Regions from separate parts of the Mus musculus genome. Here region 1 is linked to region 2. The links are chromatin contacts, found by Hi-C or POLR2A ChIA-PET in ENCODE. All regions are on one chromosome and are shown on one strand. Each heading gives the region's core, a stretch centred on a gene start or an enhancer-like site at or near the end of the contact. The rest is flanking DNA. Distances are from core to core; before and after follow the strand shown.

Region 1 (7,841 bases), core at 1,993-4,492, 120 kb after region 2:
CTTAGAAAAGTTTGCTCAGCCTCGTTGGCTCTGAGATGATGCCCAGATCTATGTTGGTTGCTTAGAGTCTTGTTTTAAGTTTTATTATTGTGACTGTGTGTGTGTGTGTGTGTGAGAGAGAGAGAGAGAGAGAGAGAGAGAGAGAGAGAGAGAGAAAGAGAGAGACTGAGACTTGATACTACAGCTAACATGTGGAGGCTGGAGGAGAACCATGGAAGCAGTTCTACTGCCTTTATATGGTGCCTGAGGACTGGACTTGGGTGGCCAGGCTTCTGTGATCTGGTACCATGTGCCTTTGCTATCTGCGCAGTATTTTTCTGCACGTTGTCTGGGTCATTTTTAGTCTACAATTACATGTTTGAAACCAAATTTTGGATAAATGAGCCATTACTGTACATATTGTACCACTGTTTCATGTTTAAAATTGATACTCAACTTAGTCTGAGGTACTCTCATCTATTCATTCCCTTAAATATTTATTAATTTCCTACTATGAACTGCACTCTAATACTGAAGTCAAAATGAACTGAAATGATAACTAGTTTTGAATATATTTTCAAATAGAAAATTTGTAAATAAATTCTACTTAGAAACTAAAGAAAAAACTTAAATACATTTTTTTTTAAGACTCTTAAATAAAATCACAAAACCATCTAAACTTCTTCCAAATTCTGTAACGTTTAGCTTAGGAACCAACGATTCAAGGGTATGGCAGCTTGTGAGTCAACCAAATGCTTGTTTTAAAGAGCACTGAATAAGATTCTAAGATTATCTACCTCGTTTTTCCCATGACATATTGCCATCTATCCCCAAAGCATTCAGTTTCACTACACGATTTACTACTAAGTGATACTAAGTGATGGTAACCCATGTCAGCTCGAGTGAGGTACCCTGTTATGTTCACCAGGAAAAAGGTATGTATTCACTAAGAAAAGTTCTGTCTCAGCCTAAGGAGTTCCCACATACTCTCTTGGAGATCTGGAAGTTGTTTATAAGTTTTAAAAGCTAGTAAAATCGGTGTAATTCTATAGAATTTGTGGTTTGTTGCCACAGTCACAGTTTTAAAATTCCACTACCCATTTAATCTTAGTCTAGGGGTGGGCAAAGAAAACTGAAGCTTAAATTGTTTTTTGTGTGGTAATTAAGATACTAGGTAAAGCTCTTGGGGTCAGTTTTGTTTTCAATCCCTTGATCTTCCCTCTCAGGAAGCAGGGACATGTAACACATATTTCATAACTTTAGATAAAGTGTGCCTTACTATTTATATGTAAGTGAAAGTGGGTGTTCGTCATGTCTGCTGATCTCAGGAAGAAAACAGTATTTAGAAATGAAAGTTACTTCCATTAAAGACCTTTAATTACTATTATTGAAAACCTTCTCCTGAGTGCTTTAATATATTTTGATATTATTCTGGAACTTTAAAACGTGTTAAGCAATAATAAAAAATACAGTTCACAAACTACACTTCAAAGTAACAAAAGTATTATTTGAAATTCCACTTAGTATTTTACACTGAATTCTTTAGCATACTACCTTGTATCAGAAGAGTCTGACCTTAAATAAAGAAGAACTCTTTGAAAGGAAACTCACACAGAACCTCCTGCTCTATCTTGCAGGCCAAAAAGGAAAAAGAAAAAAAGGCAAATGACAAATAGAATTTACTGGCGATCTACTATAAGCAAAATCTCTAAAAGATGCTGTCCATTCTAACTGTCTTTAAAATTTCCTTTCTTATAATACAATATAATTGAAGGGAGAAACAGTGTGCTATAAAGGGTAAAGAAATACTAAGCAATAGAAAAAAATAAGAATACTTTATTTTACGAAATGAATACGGGACCTAGGGCAATGGCTCAGGCCTGGTACTTGGAAGTCTGAAGCAGGAAGATCATGAGTTAAAGGCAAGACTGAACAATTTAGAAAGGCCCTGCCATAAACAAGCACACAAATAAACGAATGAATGGATGGATGGATGGATGGATGAATGGCTGAGGCTCACTGATTGGAGTCTAGACCAGCAAATGTAAGCACACTCCTCCAGTACCCGTCCCAAAAGTAATCTCATAAACACAGAACTTCTGGCAGCAGGCAATGAGGGCACCAGGTTCATATGTAAACAAAGTAAAATTCTTCCTCTTTATTCTAAATCTGGCAACCAAATTTAACCCAACTAAAGAGCTGAGCCAAGGACGTCACAGAAAAAAATTTTTTTTTTTTTAATGTTCAACAGCAACTGGTGTTGGGCCATCGGAAACAAAGTCCTTTGTGAATGCTCATCAGTGGTTTCTGAACTAAAGCCGCCTTTATCAAGCGAGAAAACTGATTGGAAACCATCAACTTTGCACACTAGTTCCTGACACCTAGGCCCCTTCCCTACAAAGCAGCAGTTCGCAGTTCGGGTGAGGACCACAATGGGACCACTAGGCCTATTGTTCTGAGAAACTCAGCACCCGCAGCGCTGCAAGGCTCGAGAACCTGCACAGGTGTGGGGGAGGGCTAGGGGGTGGGGGGCGAAAAGGTGAGCTCAGGGTCATGACTAAGGGGACAAGAGGCCCAACTGGTAGGAGACACAGAGAAAGGAGGGGAGGATAAAGTCATGGCTTGGGGCTACCAGCGGGCGTGACGGGTTAGCCGCGGCGAGGGTCGCAGAGGCCAGGGGCACCGAGCACAGCCGAGGGTGAAAGACTCCGGGAAGGGGAGGCCAGCCTACCGAGGCGGGAACAATGGCCCGAGTCCCTCCAGAAGACAAAAGCACCGAGCTGCGGGCCCCGGGGCGGCGGTTACCTGCGAGAGCTGCCGGGGATGCGGGCAGCCGAAGAGCGCGGAGCTGGAGCTGAAGCTGATGGCTCCTCGGCGGCTGAGGACGTGCTGGGGGACCGGCCTGTCCAGGGGCAGCACCGGCAGCTGGTAGCATACTTCCATTGAACACGTCCGCCTTGGATCCGCGCGGCGCCCGCCAGTCCGCGGTCGCCCGCCCCTGCGCTACGAGGGGGCCGCGCCGCGGGGACCCGGGGCCGAGGCGCGCGCGGGGCGGGCGGCGCTAGTGGCCGCCGACGCCTCCCGGCCCTCCGCGCGGCTGGCGGCGGGAAGGGCTGCAGCGGGCTCGGGAAGCCGGGCGGGCGGCGTTAAAGGGGAACCCGCCGCCCAGGCGCTCCGCGGCGCGAGAGCTGGCCCGGGCCGCGAGCACGGGCGCGGAGCGTAGAGCAGTTCGGCCGCCGGAGCCCTGCCCCCTCCCCTCCCCCGAGCCTCACTCCGCTCCGCCGCCGGCGCGAGCCCGGCGTAATTCACACTTTGCAGCAGCGGACCCTGCGCCAACCACGGCCGCCGCCACCGTGACGTCACGACGCCGCGCCGCATGCCCCGCGCCCCGCGCCGCCGCCGCGCCCAGGAGCCCGCCGGCTGTCCGGACAGGGCTGCTCGCGTCCGCTGCGCTAGGCGCCGCGCCGCGCCGCGCCGCGCCCCGCGCCCCCCCGGCCCCTCCCGCCTCCCCGCAGCTCCCTCCCCGCAACCCGCGGCGCGTGCGCAGGAGAGTTACGTGGGGCATCCTCGGGCGCACCGACCCGGAGTTTGTTCGGCCTACCGGATCGGCGCTGTTTCGTCCGACAGATCCAAAATGCCCAGAGCACCGGGCGCCCTCTCCGTGCTCCGCCCGTCGGGGCACCGCGCGCGTCCCCTGTGGAATTCCCGTACTAGGGCGTCGCGGGAGGCCGCTGCGGCGGTGACGCCAGCAGATCTCGGGGGCTCAGTGCTCCCGCTATGTCACCGTCCGTGCCCTACCTAGGCAAGGTTCCAGTGGCTTCCCTTGGCAAGTGAGGCCCCAGACTTTCGGGGCCTGCAGAGCAGAAAAAGACCAAAAACTCCCGAGCGAGAAGGAGGGTCTTTGGATGGAGAAAAGTGAAATTCTGCAACCAAGAAAATGAGAAATGACGATATTGGGAAGACAAAGATGACAAAGAGACCAAAAGTTCCCCTAGCCAACCATCGCCCTTCTTTGTTAGTGTTTGCTGGCTAGGATGTAAGAGAGCTTTTCACCTGTTTTGGTAAGGTGAGGATATAATTTGCTTGTTCTTTTAAGTTTCTGCCCCAAACTGCCAAAGCTTTTCTGCAGGAGCCGACTGTTTCTGATGCTTTGAGCATCAGATACTTTTAGCATGAACGAGCTCCACACCCCCACCCCCACCCCCGCCCCCTGGCAAAATAGATTTGGATCATTTCTCAGGGCATCTAGTCTCCCAGTTATTTAAGATTGGCAAGGTGGCAGGTCTTAGAAGAAGTACAGTGCTGAGCCTGGGCTTAATGATGCTATAAATTGAGTACCGAGTGTACATGATCAGATAAACGGACAAAGGTGGAAGGTGTATTCTTTTATTATTTAAACCTCGTGCCCCTGTGTATTTTCTACATGCCAGGTCTTCATCATGTTTTACGATCCGTTCTGTGTCATGGAATTTGCCTTCACTAGATGAAGAAGCACTAATGAGATTCTTTTAGTGCAGCAACTGATCTCACTGCTTTTGAAATCCTAATTAGTCCCTGTAGTAGATGTGTTAAGCATCTCACTTGGGATTACACCGAGCACTGTGGGCCACTTAGTCTTCAGAAAGTCGTTTATCAGCTGACTAAATTGGAAGTAGATTCCTAGAAACAAACTTGCCCTACACCTAGGACAGATAAATCTCAAGAACTAACCTCAAGTGATATGTACGGACATGGTGGTACAAACCTGTAATCGCTGCCTTTGGAAAGCTAGGGCAACACGATGAAGAGTTGAGAGTTAAAGATAAGCTCAAGTATCATAGTGAGTTCAAAACCAGGCAGACTACATAGTGAGATTCTATCTCAAACAACAACAACAAATTTGAGTACCTCTACACAAAGTTGATACTGGTAAAATTTCATTGAGTAAAATATACCACATTTAGTAATATCCAAATATTTGATTAATTAAATAATAAGACTCACTACTAAATAGGCAACTAAACAGTACATTTCCAGTAAGGTCTATTTCAGGGTCCTTGTTTGAGCCAAGAGCCCTGGCAGGTATTTTATATACAGTATTTTTACCCAACACATAGTAATTTGATCTTATTTATACAAATGAGCAGTCCCTTTCCAAAACTAAGTCACTTCCTTAGTAAACGCTGGTCTGACTTGAGAGCCATGTCTTCCACCATAGCATGCAGTATTATGTTTTCTGTATTGTTGGGAAGGCATTAGGGTGCATCAGAGGAACTCCAGAAAGGGTGAGGGGAGATGTTAAAGAGAGATTTCAAGAGATTGGCTCAAGATTGCTAAAGCTGATGTCTAGAGAGTAGATGGACAGACAGACAGTAATAGTGGACTTTGCATTCTGGGATCTGAAACTGATAAGAGAAAACTGCCAGGCTGAAAAGATAGGCAGGATTTCTTTCTATGCTGGAGTCTTCAGAAAGAAAGTGCAAATCTTCACTCTTAAACCCTTTAACAGAATAGACAAGGCCCAGCCACTTTGAAGAGGGTAATCTGCTTAACATCTAGAGATTAAGTGTTGCCAGCATCTTGACCTATGTTGGGCCAAACAACTGGATGTTACAGCCTAACCAACATGGCACAAAATGAACCACCACAGAGAGAAACTTTAAACTTAAGTAATGAAAGAAATCCCTTTACCTAAAGCAACAAAAAATAAAGAAATAGAAAAGAAAATCAAGATCCATACAAAGGATGCTTTTATACTTTTATATGCTAGTATGTTTTATACTATACTATACTATAATGTAGTGGAATACACAAGACTTGGATGTTTAACAAGAATGTCCTCTGAATATACAGACTTACAGCACTTTAACATGACCATGGAACATAACATAGTCCAGTGTATTTTAAACAAGATGATTCTAAAACTGCCCAAAGAAGATGGTTACTTAGTACAGTGCTATGAAATAGCAAAGTATGAATATGGATCAAAGAAGCAGAATCACTAAAAGTGGTGCAAAAAGGATTTATTGTAGAGATGTGTTACTATACCAGGCTTTCTGATGGAGAAGCTGGTGTGGTAAGGTTAGGAAGGAATGATTACAGGCTTATAGAAAAGCCACTAAAGTGGCAGCAGGGAGGGGACCTAGTAAAGAGGTTTATGAAAGCCTTCAGCTTCAATGTCTGGTAGTGAGTGTGAAGTCACTAGGCAGCTGCAAAGAAGTCAGAGGCTTGGACAAGTTGTGATCTATGAGAAGAAAATTGGAACCCTTGTTGTTTCCTCACTGTGTCTCACCCCAGTGACCCAGAAGATGCTCGTGCTGTTAGCTAAGGAGCTAGCCCTGGACACAGAGAATAGAGATGCTTCAGGCCTGGGGTACTACTCCTTACCATGAGGCAAGTTGACAGAACAAGACATTTGCACAATGTCTACAATGTTCTATAGACCTTCCACATATAATGACTTCATATCCACCTTTCAAATCTTGCAAGTCTTTGCTATGGGTAGCTGAAACCAGAGCCATAAAAATGGGGCATGGGGGATGGGGAAGAAGGCAACGTCTGGGAAATGCAGACCTAGTTAGCAAAATTGATTATCAGGGCAGAATCACTCCAGATCTATCCATGTCACCCTGACATCCATGATCACTTAAGCATTTCATACTTCTTCCTGGAATATGTAGCTTTCTCTTGTACAGCTCTAGCCAGATCATTCCCTATCCAAAAGAGATTATAAGGTCTTTGAGTTACATTCATTCCTACATGTGGCAAATGACAGAACCTCCCTAATATTCTGAAACTTAAAAACTAGCGTATAAGGCTACCTAGCATTAACCAGTATTGGAAGAGTGAGATAGAGAGAAGTAGAAAATAATTGATTAAGATGTACAGATCTATGTCAAAATACTCATACCTCTTGTCGTCTGTCCTTGTAACTGCATGTGCTAGTGTTCAGATGACTATCACTCATAAATGCCATCTCTCTCTCTATCATGACCATTGCATACTCAGTTTGCCTTCAGGAAATGTCTTAGCTGGTAAGGTTCCTTGCCTTATGAGTGGACCAAACCTTCCCTGAGCAATCTATTATAGGAAGTATTATAGTTTACCCACAGAGTCTGAACACCAAGTACCAAGCACAGTGCTAAAGTCTCCTGCATTTCTTCTTTGGCTGTGTAGCTATGGAGATGACATAAGCATCCCCTCCTGGCTCTGAGAGTTAACTAGGAGTCCAGAATGGTCCAGAATGGCCAAGTGGCAGCCTCAGCTTCCAATATAACTGAACTCTTACTATAAGCCCCAGGGGGAAATTCTCTTCTAGAACATTCAGAGGGAGCAACAACTCAATTTTGGATTTATACTTTTCATAACAATGAAGAATTAAACATCTGCTATTTTGGCAACCAGCTTCTAGCCATTTGTTATAGCAGATCTGGGAAACATACAGGAATGATACTCAGTTCTAATTCTGGGTCAGAACAGGTTTTAAGCTTCTTCTAGATTCATTTCTCTGTGCCAAATATAAAATTGTCCCCTACCCATGACAGAGCTGCTACACATGAACTCATAGCATCTGAGGCTGCCTGTCCAAGACCAGCACGGAATCAAGCCAATCCACATTCCTACATCTGTGTGTGTGTCTGAGGTAGGGGGCGCTCATGAGGCCCCACTGCTAGCTCATAGTTATTGGTAGATAATGGCTGCTTAAAGAAGGAGAGTCAGTTTTCTTAAGAGGTGTTGCCTCTCCTCTTAAAGGTTATCTATGCTCTGTGGCCTGGCCCTACATTCATGTGCATTTGGGCATTACTAATTGGACTCAAGTTTGTAAAGAGAAAAAAGAAAAAAGGAGTGGGAGGAAAATATGGGGGGATCTAGAAGAAGTTGGA
Region 2 (7,191 bases), core at 4,605-7,104:
TAGATCTTAAACACAAATTCTGTGTGTGTGTCCAGGTGTCACAGCATGCATGTAGAGATCAGAGGGCCACTTAGGTGTGTTTCTTCTTACTTTCCACCTTGTTTGTTACAAGGTTTTTTAGTGTGTGTCAGTGCATACCCAGGCTAGTTGGCAAAGGGAGATTCTCCTGTGCCTGCCTCCTGCCCCAGGTGTCAGGCCTGGGGTAAAGGCTAGCATACCTGGTTAAGTGGGTTAGAAGGATCTAAACTCAGGTCTCAGCGTGCACAGTAAGTGCTTCATCCACTGAGTCATCTCCCAAGCCTAAACATGGCTTCAATAAAACCTCCAACACTGCTTGACAGTGACTAGTCTTCAAATTATTTTCTGCATTTAACATTATGAGTCCTTGAATTCCTCAGCCTGTTGCAGATGCCAGTCTGGAATATGACTCTGCCCTTCTCCATTGACACATACTGTAGGATTTCTATCACACTTTTTCTTCAGTGTATGTGATGCTTTGGTCATATTTAGATTAAAATTGATTCTAACCAAGAACCCTGTGCGATTCGTTTCCTACACCAAGGCTGCTAAGCCAAGGTAAAAGCAGCGCAAGAAGAAATGAATCTTGATTGCTAGAAGCGACCCCATGTAAATAACTTAATCTGTATTACCAAATGCGACTGTCACTCAGCCTGGCATGGGACGGGTTAACGAGGTCATTATTCCGTCTCCTGTCTTACTAAACACTGGATCATAAGGGCAGGAATTTCTGGTTTTGTCCTTTTTTTGGGGGGGGTCTCTGTGATAAAATGAAATTGACCTTAGAATGGCAGATGCTATACAGTAGTCCTCAAGGATTCTCTGAGCTGTCCTGTTGGGACCAAAGGCACACAAAGTCAAAAGAAAAATTTCTTTGCTACATTTATTTATTTTGTGTATGGGAATGTGTCTTAGTAACCATGTGGTAACCATGACCAAGGCAACTCTTATAAAAGAAAACTAATTGGGACTGGTTTACAATTTCAGAGGTTTGGCCCATTATCATCATGACAGAAAGCATGATAGCATCCAGGCAGACATGGTTCTGGAGTAGTGGAGCGTTCTATATCTTGATCCAAAAGCAGTCAGAAGATTAGCTTCCAGGGAGCTAGCAAAAGGTTCTGAAAGTTTTCCCCCACAGTGACACACTTCTTCCAACAAGGCCACACCTCCTTATCGTGCCACTCCCTGGGTCAAGCATATTCAAACCACCACGGGGTCCCAGTATCAAATACAGGCTGTGAAATTTGGTGGCAACAGCCTTCATTTAGTGAGGCATCACCCTGGCCTCTGAAAGTCAAAGGGCCTTTTCAAGACAACTGCTGATTCATTTCCCTCTCTTCATTCAAATGGCAGACAGTTCAGTTATTCAAGATTCTTTCAGAAAAAGCAGAACTATCCATTTGGGGGATGGGGAGCCCTCCAGGATCAAATATACTAAAGAAAAAAACCTCCATTTTCTTCTAATATCCCCAAGTGGATTGCCCTGTAATATCTGCCATTTGTTCCAAACCACCTTAGTGGGAGTTTGTGCATATATATTAGTAGCTCCAAACTGTAATGTAGGAACCAATGAGCTTGTGGGAGAGAAGCTGGACTCATCATCTCTTACTTCCTATCAGCGTACTACAGATTGTATCAAGCCTAATGCACAGGCAGTTTACCGAAGCTTAGCTGAGTGCTTCTGTCTTGGTATTTTACAAAAGTATCACAGAGGTGTTAGTTGTGGCTGCAGTCATTTCAAGGCTTCGGCAAGAGGATCTTTCTCATGCTGAAGCCACATGGCTTTTAGTAGTATGTAGGCTGCCACAGACTGAACACTGGACTTTTATTGCTGCCTGTTGACCAGAGAACCCCTTGCCATTGGCTTTCCTCAGAGTGAGGGAAAGAGAGACAAGAGTAGGCAAGCCAAGGTCAAGGCTGAGATCTTTTTGCAACCTGATCTTAAAATCAGCATCCGCAGGCACTTGCTATATTCTCATAAGAACTATGTTACTAACTCCCATCCCTGTTCAAGGAGGAATTACACTAGGAGGTGGACCTTAATGAGGTAGCTATCTCAGGGCTATAAACAAATAATTAATAAACATGATAAGGACCTGGAGAGATGGGTCAGTGTTTAAGAGCACTTGTGTGCAGTCATGAGAACAACATTCAGATCCCGGGACCCACTTAATGAGACACATAAAACTTCAGCTTTGAGGAAGGCAAAGCCTCACTAAGAAACTGAAAGCCACAGATGCAGGGAGAGATCTCGTCTCCAAGGAAGAGGTGAACAGGATTAGAGGAGGAAAGCTGAGGTCCTTTCCTGGCCTCTACACACATGCACAGGCCATATACTCTCACAGATATATACAAATACAAACAATTCTTTTCAAAGTTTTTATTCACATATTTATGTATATGAGTGCTCCATCTGCATGCAAGTTTACAAGCCAGAAATGGCATCAGATCCCATTATAGATAGTAATGAGCCATCATGTAGTTGCTGGGAATTGAACTCAGGACCTCTAGAAGAACAGGCAGTGTTCCTAACTACAGAGCCACCTCTCCAGCTCATCAAGTAATTCCTAAAAACAAACAACATGGTGAACATAAATCAGTTTTGTCAGCTCACAGTGTAAGTTCAAAGATACGCCAGCAGTCACCAGAATACTTGGTATCTAAATCTTTGTTTTTAAACTCCATTCTAGGGCTCCTTCAAGAAAGGGTTGATTATCCATTTTGGAGCAAGAAATACACAAAATGAGTCAGGAGTATGGACTTAACCCACAATAAAAGGGCCACATAAGCCAACCCAAAAGAGCTTCATGAGTGCCTTGTGCAAAGAAATAAAAATCACAGGATAAATTTAAAACAACACATAGTTGTGTGTGTTTAAGTCTACATTAGTGATTAACTATAAATAAAAGAGGAAAATTTTTCCTGATAATGAAATTCCCAAACTGTGTGTGCGAATGTACCTGGGTTACTCTGTTTACTCTTTCCCAGAGTTGAGACTTCATCCTATAGTCCTGTCCTCATAAATGTGGGCAGGGTTTAGGACTTGTCTTAAACATATGCAGAACCTACACACACACACACACACACACACACACACACACACACGAGGACAACATGTTCTTGTGGGTATTATGAGTCAAATATCTCCATATGTAGCATTTTCCTGCTTATAATCATAGGTTAATTATATAGAAAAACCCAGACAATTTCAAATCTAGGTCCACTATACAAAAATATCTGACTATATGCCTCAAAACTGTAACAGTCACGTCAAACTCATGAAGAATAAGATGTAAAAAAAAGAGGAGTGTAGACCAAGGTGATTTGATGACTAAGTGCCACGTGTGGTGCAGTCCTTGCAGTAATAAGATCTGAATAAAGTCTGGAGTTTTTTTGTCAGTAATTGTCTTAGTTAGGGTTTCTATTGTTTCAATAAAACACCATGACCATAAAGCAAGTTGGGAAGGAAAAGTTTATTCAGCTTACATTTTCATGTTGATGTTCAAAGGAAGTCAGGACAGGAACTCAAGCAGGGCAAGAACAGGGGGAGGAAGGCAGGAACTGATACAGAAGCCATGGAGGGTGCTACTTACCGGCTTGGTTCTCATGGCTTGCTCTGCTTGGTTTCTTATGAATCACTGGATTACCAACCCTGGAATGTTACCATTCATCAAGGGCTGCGCTCTCCCTCACTGGTCACTAAGTGAGAAAAATGTCTTACGGCTGGATTGTATAGTTGTTTTCTCAACTCAGGCTCCTTCCGCTCTGATAACTTTGGTCTGATAATTTCATTTCAAGTTGATATTAAATCAGCCAGTATAGTAGTAATGTGTGAGTGTTGGATTTCTAGTTTGTAAATGTATCACAGTAATGTAAGATTAGGGAACACTGGGTGAGGTAACATCAGAACTTTTCCTACCCCTTGGCACTTTTCTGTAAAACAAATATTTTTTTTCTTTCAAAAAGCAAATCTTGCTGGGCAGTGATGGCGCACACCTTTAATTCTAGCACTCCGGAGGCAGAGGCAGGTGGATTTCTGAGTTCGAGGCCAGCCTGGTCTACAGAGTGAGTTCCTGGACAGCCAGGGCTATACAGAAAAACCCTGTCTCGAAAACAAAACAAAACAAAACAAAAGCAAAGCAAAACAAAAGCAAAGCAAAGCTTAAAAGTTCAAAAGCATAAGGACTGCAGGTCTTTCTTCGATTAGATCCTGGCTGGATGTATTTCAAACTCTCTTTTTCCTTCACCAGGGTTTGGTACCAGGCACCATGTTGATAGGCTCTTTGTGTTATTGTATTGAATGAGATGGCACACAGCTTGGTCAGAATTCTTAGAAATGATTCCATTACTGGGAGAAACAATAATTTGTGATAAAATTACTCAGGTTTAAGTCACTGCACCTTCATCTAGATTGTCAAAAAGTTCAGGGCCACTCCAGGGCACTTGAGGGTAAAGCAAGGTGGGAAGGGAGGGAAGTTGTAAAGAAAAAATCAAATCAAATCAAAACAAAACAAAAAACAGGTTTTAAGCCATCTCCAACTGATGGGTGCTTTCAGATACCCTTCTTCTTAAACATAGACAATCACATAGGCCTGTGTGGTGGCAGGCAGCTGAGAGTCACCTGTGGGTCACACAGCTGGTGACCAGGGATCCTGAGGCAACTAATAGCTTAGCAGTAAATCCTACAAGTATCATTGGAATGGTCGCCCTGGTGTGTGGTCCCTACCAGTTCACTTCAGCAGCTTTTGTCTTTTCATCAGCCTTCAGACCAAGCACCCCTCCCTGAACTGCTCTCTCAGGCTTCTCTCTCCCAGCCTTGGTCACAGCCTGTCAGGCCCTTTTGTACTTAAAACGTTATAACACTTGGTCACATATATTAATTAACCTTGTTTTGATCTCCCTGCCTTTTGGTAGGCTTACTCAGGGTGTGGTTCAAGGCTTAAAAAACAAACAAACAAACAAACAAACCCCACCAACTTTGTACTGTCATAATGGGCTCCCAACGAGCCGTTGCTGAGTAACTGAATTGAAGCTCTAGGTGAAATCCAAAGCAGTAGCCAGGAGGAATTTAGGCCATCCAGGGTAAGAACACCAGCGCTCCAATGAGAGGGTAAGAGAGAAGGCGAAGTAGCAACAGCTGCTGCCCACTTCCCACCTCAACTCTTCCACCCTCTTCCAGGTTGTTTTGGACATAGGCTGGTCTTCAACTCTGGATCCTCCAGCCTCCAACTTCAAACTACTCGTTTTACATAGCAGGAGCCGCCACGCCCAGGTAGGAGCGGCCTCTTGAATTACTGATAGGCTTTCCCTCCATATTCACGTTTTATCGCACCCACACACACCACCGTGCTGCTTATAGCTAACTTGACACAGACTGATCGTATTTTCATGACTAGGTTATCTGAAATCTAGAATAACCCTTCATTAAAAACTACGCACACCAATTAGGCAGACTTTGAGGCGGGGGAACTGAAGGCAGGAAAAGTCTTCACTCCCTCTGAGCCGCGCCTTCCACTCCTCCAGAACATACGTCCGGGATTTGAGGCCCGAAACAGATCGCCCTGGCAGACAAAGTCCCCACAGAGCGTGGGTTGAGAAGGGCTCGACACAGGCTAGGCTAGGCTAGGCTAAGGACCTAGCTCCTTTCAGCGGGCACACATTTGAGACTTCACTCGGAATGTGGGTATTCCTACACCCAAAAGGGGCGAAGTTTACCAACAAAAATAACAGGGGCAGAAGCACCCAAGACAAAGCGCGGCACACTAGCAAGCACACGCCCCTTACTGGGCACCGCGCGTGCGCACAGAGCCCGGGACAGGTAGCCGGCGTGGCCGGCGAGCAGACACGCCTTCCGCCGGCCTCTCCTGAGCCCGCCCCCGGGCCTCAGCGAGCCGTTCACTGGTCAGCCTAGGCCGGGCCAGGGGCGGGGATTGGCTGATTGGCATAAGGTCCTGGGACAGCCAATCTGGAAGGCTGAGCAGCTGCGAAGGTGAGGGCTGCTGCGCAGCCGAGGTGAGTGGGGCCCGGGACAGAAAAGCGGTTGGCGGGGTGGGGAATGGCTACCACCCGGAGCTGAACGGTGGCGGGAGGCCGTGTTGTGGACAAGGGAGGGGACGGGGCGCGGCGCGGGAGGCCGGCGAGCGGGAGGGAGGCCGCGGAAGCCCGGAGCAGAGAGCAGCCCTCCGGCTCGCCCGCGCCTGGCCTGCTGAGCTCCGCGGGCCGCCGGCCTGGCTCCCATCCCCCGCAGTCGGCGTTGTGCCCTCGCTGGATCCGGGCTGAACGGGGCGGCCCACGGCGTTCAGCCTGTTCTACCTGGACCTACTTTCCTGTCATTGTCGGCTGGCAGCTCTGAACTTTCTAAGCGTGCGCAGTTTGCGTGTAGCCAGACTACAGAAACTTTGAGATCTGAAGTCAAACTTAACCAAACCTTTCTTTCCGCCTGATGGTTTGTTTTGTGATTGGTCTGATGTAACCTCTTCTGGCTTAAACCTCGTTTTGTGCTTGAGGATGGTCAATAGAAGTTCGGATCCTACCCCCTCCACCTCCCAACTACAGGATTTAAAGCTTGCTTCACCACATCCGGAAAAGAATATTAAGGAGTATTTCATGATACTTGGTAATTTAGCGTTCACTTTTTTGTTTGGTTTGGTTTTGAGACAGAGTTGTCTTCCTTACTCTAGGCTGGGGTGGAATGCACTATGTAGATTAGGTTGAGCTGCCTAAAACCTCCTGCCTCAGTCACCACGCCCGATTCCAGTCACCTTTTCCTAGTGTATGTAGTTGTTTTACATTACAATGACTTAGTCAAGGAAGTTGTGACACTTACTATCTTGTTACATGAAAGTAAGTTGTGTCCACATATATTGATCACATATATTGTACATACACAAAAATCATTTAAAAGGTAAAAATTATTTTTAAAAAGAAGGTAATAGAAATGGGTTTGCGATTATATACAACCGAGTTTGACTATAAAATGCTTACGAGCTAAGAAAAGTCTCAGTCACGATGTGCAGCTAACTCTCTATCAACACCCTAATCTTTGAATTGAAATGCAAGTCTAGTAACTGAAGAGGAAACTTAAGGGTTCTTTAGAAACTGTGTTGTACGGTGTTCTGCTGGGCTAAACACGTGAAGGAACATGTAGCTGAAGTGGACCTAGGCGAAAGG

What was found. A loop is a pair of places that touch in the nucleus more often than their neighbours do. ChIA-PET counts read pairs that join two places held with the same protein, here RNA polymerase II (POLR2A).
Region 1: a map of heart shows a loop between it and region 2 (2.4-fold over the local background). The contact joins the promoter of Pde7a here to the promoter of Mtfr1 in region 2. A Hi-C loop is called at or near these places in 1 of 37 maps with a recorded cell type or tissue (heart). POLR2A ChIA-PET finds 5 or more read pairs at or near these places in 2 of 5 experiments (both embryonic stem cell).

What each region holds. Positions count from the first base shown.
Region 1 is chr3:19,308,080-19,315,920 of GRCm38, forward strand. Pde7a (phosphodiesterase 7A) reads right to left here and starts at 3,243. Exons shown (of 13, transcript NM_001122759.2): 1 at 2,785-3,243. The coding sequence starts at 2,922.
Region 2 is chr3:19,182,256-19,189,446 of GRCm38, forward strand. It overlaps Mtfr1 (mitochondrial fission regulator 1), which reads left to right and starts at 5,855. Exons shown (of 8, transcript NM_026182.6): 1 at 5,855-6,033.